Linked DNA regions of Mus musculus: regions 1 and 2 are each linked to region 3. A link is a contact called in ENCODE POLR2A ChIA-PET data. All regions are on one chromosome and are shown on one strand. The core of a region is the stretch at or near the end of the contact, and the rest is flanking DNA. Distances in the headings are between cores, read along the strand shown. Region 1 holds the start of H3f3b (H3.3 histone B). Region 2 holds the start of Sap30bp (SAP30 binding protein). Region 3 holds the start of Itgb4 (integrin beta 4).

The links. ChIA-PET counts read pairs that join two places held with the same protein, here RNA polymerase II (POLR2A).
Region 1: POLR2A ChIA-PET joins it to region 3 with 43 read pairs in embryonic stem cell. The contact joins the promoter of H3f3b here to the promoter of Itgb4 in region 3. POLR2A ChIA-PET finds 5 or more read pairs at or near these places in 4 of 5 experiments (Patski and embryonic stem cell).
Region 2: POLR2A ChIA-PET joins it to region 3 with 6 read pairs in embryonic stem cell. The contact joins the promoter of Sap30bp here to the promoter of Itgb4 in region 3. POLR2A ChIA-PET finds 5 or more read pairs at or near these places in 5 of 5 experiments (Patski and embryonic stem cell).

The regions. Positions count from the first base shown.
Region 1 is chr11:116,023,179-116,025,878 of GRCm38, forward strand. It overlaps H3f3b (H3.3 histone B), which reads right to left and starts at 1,326. Exons shown (of 4, transcript NM_008211.3): 1 at 1,201-1,326; 2 at 704-841; 3 at 447-600; 4 at 1-357. The coding sequence starts at 831. The coding sequence ends at 229.
Region 2 is chr11:115,932,316-115,935,122 of GRCm38, forward strand. Sap30bp (SAP30 binding protein) reads left to right here and starts at 1,344. Exons shown (of 11, transcript NM_020483.3): 1 at 1,344-1,466. The coding sequence starts at 1,361. It overlaps Recql5 (RecQ protein-like 5), which reads right to left and starts at 1,177. Exons shown (of 19, transcript NM_130454.2): 1 at 474-1,177. The coding sequence starts at 603.
Region 3 is chr11:115,973,328-115,976,027 of GRCm38, forward strand. Itgb4 (integrin beta 4) reads left to right here and starts at 1,398. Exons shown (of 40, transcript NM_001005608.2): 1 at 1,398-1,827.

The DNA.
Region 1 (2,700 bases), core at 76-2,575, 50 kb after region 3:
TCACCCATCCCTTCTGCGTATTAGCAACTTGTCACTCCTGAGCCACAGTGCTCACATCACTGAGGTCTGTGAACAGTCAGTCACTCTTCCCATTCATCCTGAGTGAAAGATGGAATGACTTAAGTACAAATGCAACATATTATAAACAATTTCTTACAAAAAAAGTCACAAATTAAACCAAAGTATTTTACAGAATTTACTACAAAATGCCATAAAAACCGCTTCAACTTAAGCTCTCTCCCCCCGTATCCGGCGAGCCAACTGGATGTCTTTGGGCATGATGGTGACTCTCTTGGCGTGGATGGCACACAGATTGGTATCTTCAAACAACCCCACCAGGTATGCTTCGCTAGCCTCCTGTTGAGGACAAGAGCAACAGCATTAACACTCCTACTGGAGCAATCAAGCCGCCGCCCCGAGTGCCACCAAGCCTTTTGTCCCTTTACCTGAAGGGCACCGATGGCTGCACTTTGAAACCTCAAGTCGGTTTTGAAATCCTGGGCGATCTCCCTCACCAATCTCTGGAATGGCAGCTTCCGGATGAGCAGCTCAGTCGATTTCTGGTAACGACGGATCTCTCTCAGAGCCACGGTCCCTGGCCTGCAGTCACCAGAAGAAGGAAGGCGTCAACGGTCAGGGAGAAGGGAGAGAGCGCCCGCCCGCAAGCCGGCGGCCAAGTCATTGTTCCCAGCCCTCTGCCTACCTGTAGCGGTGAGGCTTCTTCACCCCGCCGGTAGAGGGCGCGCTTTTCCGAGCCGCCTTGGTGGCCAGCTGTTTGCGGGGGGCTTTCCCACCGGTGGACTTCCTAGCGGTCTGCTTGGTTCGGGCCATTTTTTTTCACCTGCGAGACAAGCGACGTTCAAGGCCAGGTCACCGGGCTCCGGCTGCCAGGCGCCCCTCCTCGCCGCAGCAGATGGCGGCCGCCGCCTCCTCCCCCTCCCCTAATGACTCAGGCTGCGCCGGGCTGCGGCCTCCCCCGGGAGGGGGAGCGCGGGGAGGAGCAACTTCCCGCTCCACGGGCGGCCGGAAACACCGCGGCGGGACCTGTGAGTCACCACCGGGAAGCAGACAGGACGGAGGTGGCGGAACGCGACCGAACTCGACCTCCCGGGCTGCCTCACCGACCAGACCGTCGGCTGCCAGCGACCGCGGTCCTAAAAGCCAGGGAGGCTCCGGCCGCCGGCAGAGCCGCGAACTCACCCAAAGCCGAGTCTGGGGCCCTTGCTGAGACCGAGGCGACGCTGGAAGCGCTCGAACAAGAGCCGCAATCGGCGAGCAGAACGGGCAGATACTCCACCAACGAACGACCAAACCGCTCTGCGCTCCAAGCCCCCCGACGCCTCCATATTTATAGAGACGCTGCACGCTGCGTCAGTGCGTCACAGAACCCTGATTTGCATACACCAACGACTTTTTCGATTGGCGGGAGCTTTCGCCGACGCGCTGACATCTCCCGACACAAAGGCCGTACTTCGGGGCCGTTTCCTGATTGGCCGGTGTTCAGGCCACTGATTGGCTGTTACAATTGCTTCAGGATTGGCTGGATGCAAAGAGGAACAGACGAATCAGAGTTTAGCACTAGGGAGCTCTTCTGATTGGATAAAATGGAGCTATGTTTGGATCCTTCTCTTGGTTCCAAAGCTCTACAATAGAAAGTCAATGCAAATGAATTGCACTAGTCTCCTGGAATTTAAGAAAGTTGGGTCGGCAAGAGTCTACGACTTTTTTGCATCAAGAGACCATTTTAGAGAGATTTTGCGTAAATATAATAATAGTAATTATTACTATTATTTTAATGTAGGATGAAATTATTCCCTGAATAATTTACTTTCTGTAATTTTCATCGTTTAATATAGTATGAGAAATGTAATCCAGTCAGTCATCTTACAGCATATAGTGTTTTGTGCACTGTAAATGCATACACATTCTAAAGCATAAAGCAATTGTTTGATGGGGAAGGGTAATAGACACAAAGAATCAAAATTCAAAAAAATTATTTCCGAGTTGGGTGGTGCTGCAGGCCTTTAATCTCAGCTTTTAGGAAGCTCAAAGGCAAGCAGATTTCTGTGAACATGAGGCCAGCCTGATCCACAGGGGGTGGGGGGTTCCAGGCCAAGCAGACCTACCTACAGAGATCTTGTCTTTTATAAATCCTGGTTTGTTTGTTTTTTCTCCAGGACTACATAAACCAAGCTCCAGGTGCATGAAGGTAATATCAGAGATGGAATCAGGATCCAAAATTCAAGGTCATTCACAGCTACTTAAGTCAAGGCCAGTCTAGGATATATAAAACAGTTTCAAGAAAACAAAAAACAACAAAAGGGGACTGTTCCTTGCATCCTAGCGCTCTGGAGGCAGGCAAAGCCATGTGAGTTTAAAGGCAGGACCACACCAGCAAAAGCTACCCAGGGAGACCGTGTCTCAAAACAAAACAACAAATACCTATTTTTGCATGTTTAATTCAGGCCATCACAAAATATTTTATTTCAATGTACTTAGAGTTAATAAGAAGTTGTCAGGCATGCTGGCACACACATTTCTTTAATCCCAGCAACCTGGAGACAGAGGCAGGTGGCTTTGAGGCCAACCTGGTCTACATAGAAATTACAGAATAGCCAGAGCTACTTAGTGAGTCTCTGTCTTAAAAACCAACCAAAGGGGGCTGGTGAGATGGCTCAGTGGGTAAGAGCACCCGACGGC
Region 2 (2,807 bases), core at 94-2,593, 41 kb before region 3:
CTCTTCAAGGAAATGATTACCTAGGTCACTGACAAGATTAAGCACTACTGCCACTTTTGCTACTACTTGCACAGGGACAAGAATGGGAATCTAGGAACAGAAGTCAAAGACAGACTGTCAGTCTGGCTATGAAAAAACCAGAAGTGTGAGTGGTTCTGTCCAAAATTTGTAGGTTATGATAGCCCACACCTGTAATACCAGTACTTAATAATCCAGAGGCAGAAGGACCGGCTCAAATTTGAGGCCAACTTGATGTATATAGAGAATTCCAGGCCGGCCAGGGCTACATAGACCATCAATAAACAAATAGATTCCCAGCAAATACCCACTAGCTTTGGTCACGAAAGAATTCCAAACCAGTGGTTTTCAAAGATTTCCAAAGGGTGAGGAGGTAGGAAGTTAAGAGGGTGTTGTGCCACAGAGCTACTACGGTACCGCCAGCAGTCTGCAAAACAGGTAGCTTGGTATGTTACCTTTCACTACAGCCATGGTCGCACTCTCTTGTAAAGGTGTTTTAAAAGAATCAAACCCAAAGACTTTCTTCAGGGTGCTCCGGACTCGCCGCTCCCGGTCGAAGGGAGTGGAGAAAGGACGGGCGCTCATCTTTGCAAAAAGCAGCAGCCAAAAGGTTAACGCAAAGGTGGGCAAAGGCAATCCCGAAAAAACCCTCTGCTCCACGTTAAAATATAGCCTATGTTTCTCCTGCCGAGTAAGCTGCTATGTTACACTTAAATATCTCATTCCCCAGCAGTAAAAGTGAAGGCTGAATTGCTTCACGCAATACATTCCTGAGGGATTAACATTACTTCTCCCTTTAATAAAAATAAAAACAATGAACTTTCCAGGTCAGGTGGACAGAGCTACAAATCGGACCACAACAAAGCCCACAAACGTCTTCAAAGTCGACCAGAGAACTTGGAATCCTTTTTCTAGGGTCCTTGTTCTAGAAGCGAAGCCATAGATACCATTCATCAAGGACGCCGACCCCCCGTTCCTCCTCTGAGCCCCCAAGTCAACAGCTCTCGCCCTTTGCCAGACAAATGCTCTCCAAGATGTCAGACCCCAGGCTCTTTTCGGTTGGCTCTGCAGCTTTCCAAAGAACACTACTCCCTAACTCGAACTCAGAAGCCAAACCGCCCGAGAAGTCAGCGAAGTAGAAGCCGCAAGACCTTACTTCCGTCCCGTGCTGATGACGTTTCCAAGAGCTGAGCATGGGGGCGGAGCCATGCCCAGACACAGCCCTTTTGATTGGTTGTCATTCGGGCGCGGAGTCTCCTGGGATCCGGAAGAAGTTGGTTTTCTCGCCCCTAAATTGGCTTATGAGTCATAGGCCTGAGCCACACCGCGCTGTGGGAGTAAGATGGCGGGGAAGAAAAATGTTTTGTCGTCTCTTGCAATTTATGCGGAATATTCAGACCCTGAATCTGATGGCGAAACTGGAGTCGACGCTGTAGGCGGAGCGACTGGTGAGACTTGAGCTGGAAAGGGGAGGGTCTGTTATGGTTACCAAATGCTACCTCTCTAGCGGGGCATGGGGAGAAGATGCTCTTTGTGCTCCAGGTATCGGGTCTTGGAACCCCAAAGCGCAGTGGATGTCCTAGGTCAGACAGAGCATTAGAACCTCTACTACAGTACGAGTGATCTCTCTTTCTGCGATCCTCTACGCAAGGCGTCATGCTGGCCAGAGGGTGGACCAAGGGGGGTACGCATCTGTCGAGACATCACTGTCTCGTTGTTTGATGGGGAAGAGAGGAGTGAAATGTACCTGGAGGATAGTAAAACTTGTGTTTCGTTAAGTTGGTAACTTTTAAGGAATCGTTTCTAAGTCTGCCCTAGAGTTTTTAAAAATGCATCTCTCCTAAGTGCATAATTCTGGGCTTTTTCATAGAATATGCTAGACAAGCCTTTTAAGGCGGTAGGGTGATTCTGTTGTTTGGTGAGTTTTAAAAGCCTATCGGTTGCCCTCAGACTGCGAAGCATAGAGGGAACAGATTTCTTGAAGGAAGCAAATTACCTGATATACCAGAGCTTTGGGTCTTCTTATCTGCAAAGTAGGGGCAAAACAATGAGGAAGACAGTCTTGTGCATAGAAGGCGTTTTTGAGGTTGCACATGAAACAAGATAGAGATGTGTGTGGTATGTCAAAACAGGAGTTTAAACGACCTGTTGGGCTGGTTCAAAGAGGAGAAGACTTTAACTGCCCTAATAGGCCAACAGCATGTAATAGTTCCCCAACCTTTGGAACTGCTGGGAACCAAACCCAGGGCCTTACACTCTTAGGAAAGCATCCCACTACTTTGTTACTTCCCCAGCCTGTCCTGAAAATATTAGAACATGAATTTAATGCTTGATTTTCTTTTCATATACATCTGTACATATGGAGTGGGCCTTGCATGTGAGTTCTGCCCATGGTGGACAGAGAGAGGCATCAGCTCTTCTGAAACTGGCATTTGTGAGCTGCCTGATGTGGGTACTGGAAACTGAACTGTCAAACTTACAGAGATCTGCCTGGCCCTGTCTCCAGAGAGCTTGAATTAAAAGCATGGGACACCAAACCCTGTACATTATGCACTCGTATAAGAGTCATCTTCCAATACCCCTGTTTTTGTTTGTTTTGAGACAGGATCTCCCTCTAGTCCTGACTGTCCTGGAACTCAGGCTGATCTAGAACTCAGAGATCCTCCTGCCTCTGCCTCCCAAGTGCTCGGTTCAAAGGTGTGCACCGCCATTCCTGGCACAACCCCTGGTCTTTTCTTTTTCTTTCTTTCCTTTTTTTTTCTTCCTCCCCCCCAACCTCCAGGCTGAGG
Region 3 (2,700 bases), core at 148-2,647:
AGGGCTGACAGGGCTATTAAAAATCATTTTTATTTGTATTATGTTTGAAGCAAAATCTATATAGCCCTGGCTGGCCTGAAGCTCTCCATGTAGACCAGGCTGACCTTGAACTCACAGAGATCCACCTGCCTCTGCCTCCTGAGTGCTTGGATGAAAGGCCTGCTACACAACAGCAGTGCCCCAACAGACTCGTTTTACTCATTTGTTTATGTGAGAGGGTGGGATGGATGTACACACCACAGAGACCTTGTGACAATGAGTCCCACCAGGAATCAAACTCAAGTCATGAAGTTTGTCAGCAGGCACCTTGACCCATTAAGACATCTTACCCAATCACACTTTTTTTTTTTTTTTTTTTTAACTCCTCTATGTACCAGGCACCAGGGCTGGGGCTGGGCTGGTGAAAAAAAAACCAAAAAACAAAAAAAAAACCAAAAAAACAAAAACCTCCCTTCTCTCTAGCCCAGACCTGGGCATAGGCCTCTCCACCTCTCCTAACTTGGATTACCCCAGGTTGGGGCAGAAAACATGGGTTCTCCGAGTCCACAGTCCAGTGGGATGATCATTTCAAACCAGTATAGCAAATGCCATAAAGAAGCCATACTCTGGTCTGGAGGTCTAGTTTAGTGGTAGAGTACATGGCTGATACGCATGAAGACCTATGTTCCATACCAAGCACCGAATCAAAAGGAAGATAATAAAAGGACAGGTGTGGTGATGGATGCCTGTAATCCCAGCACTTGCAAGGCAGGGGCAGAAGAATTACCCCAAGTTCAAGACTAGCCTGGACTACACAGTGGGAAAAGGCCATATTCTCCGACCAGACTTAGAAACCAACAGAGGATGTGGCAAAGCCGAAGAAAACTAAAGATCTTGTAACATTAGTTCAGGGTCTTCAAATATAAGGATAAATCTGGCTGAGTTTCAGACTGCATACTCTGGCTCTGACACTTGGCGAGCTTGAAGCCCCCACGGGTTGAGGAGGTCCAGTGCCAGCGGTGAGCATTAGCTAACCTGGTGAGACTAGAGTTGGGTTCTTGCAGCGCCTCAACGGACTCATTATTAAACAGAAACGGGGCCTGAAGGCACTCGAGAGCCTGCCGCAAGAGTAAGATTTGTGAATCAGCTTGTCACCAACACTGTAACAATCCATGAGTGCTACTCCACACTAGGTCACGTGGCCTCTTGATGGCTACAATTACATTTTAAGGAGATTTGAGTATCCGAAGAAACCTAGAGGCCCCAGTCCTTGCCTATCGGTTCCTCTAGTAGAGGCAGAGAGAACCCAGTGGCCAGCAGTCCAAGAGTGCTAAGTCTCCCTACCAGTTTGGGGCACGACCTATCCTCGCGCTGACACGGAGAGGGTGGTGCACGACCCGATGACCGTCGAGGCAGCGGGACTGACCCAGCTGGGCTCACTGTATTAAGAAGCGGACCCGCGACCCGGAGCGGCCCGGGGACCCGATCTGGGAGCCTGGACGGGTGGGGAAGACGGAGCCCCGGTCTGTGCTGCAGGGAAGAGTGGCTCCTCCTCCAGCCCCCTCCGCGGCGGCTCGGGGCTCGGGGCCGGCGCCGGTTGAGCCGCAGCCCTTTCCGGGGGGCGGGCCTGGCGGCTGCGGCGACACCCCAGCTCCTGCCCCGACAGGTGCGCGCAGCGCGCAGGAATGCAGTCCGCCTGACTCACCAGCGCCTCCTTCCTACCTGCGCCGCCCGTCCATAAAGCGCTGCTGGCTCCCGCCCGCCGCCGCCCGCCCTGCTGTCCCGCCGGGCTCGCCCGCGCGCTCAGCTCGACCCAACGCAGCCCAAGTCCGAGGTAGTCTCACTAAGGTAGGTGCAGGTCCCGCTGCAGATCCGAGGGCACACCGCCCGCCCCGGTGCCCCGGGACAACAGGGCTGGAGAGGAAAGTGAATACCCACTCCCGCCCGGGGCTTTTGTTTCCCTTCCCTTCCCTGAAGATTGGCAGGCCCTGGCTCCCTCTGCCCATGCTGCCAGGACAGGTGCCAACCCTGCCAGGATGTGGGAAGGGGACAGCTGGGAGCGGGGTAGTTGGGATCTAGGGAAAGAATGGTGAACATCAGATACCCCTGCTAGAAAAGGACACTGGGTAGGTGGGTAATAGGAGTGGGTAGAGGCTGGGGGCTCACCAGCCCTCTGAGTGCTACCTCCCCTGAATCTGAAGACAGTAGAGGAACAACTTAACTACCTTGCAGCAAGCCCCCTTCTTGTCCGGCTTGACAGGACCTGCTGTGTGGTGACCCGGGTGCATGTCAGGCGTGGGGAGTCCCTGATTTTCCTCTTGGCTGGCCCGCAGCCTGCTCTCTTCCCAAAGCCCGCTCCAGGCACCTTTGTTTGGGGGACCTTTCAGAATCTCATCCAGCAGTCCCGCGAGCACTTGGCCCCGCCATACACTCTTTCCCACGATCCTTGGAGGAGCCTTCTGGCTGTCACTGTGGCCCGGGACTCCAGGTGGCTCCCAAGGGTAGGGGCAGACCTCTTCCTTCTTCCTGACAGACTTGCCACACCCTGAGCATAGGTTCAACCCAGATGGCACGTTTGTTTCTACCCTCACTAAAAGTGAAAATCGAGTCTCCTGGGGGCTGAGAGAATGGACAGCAGAAAATGAGCGTTTGACTCCTTAACTCTGACTTCCAATAGCTGACAGGGTAGGCAAGGGGCTGTTACAGCTTCAAGAACTGCTG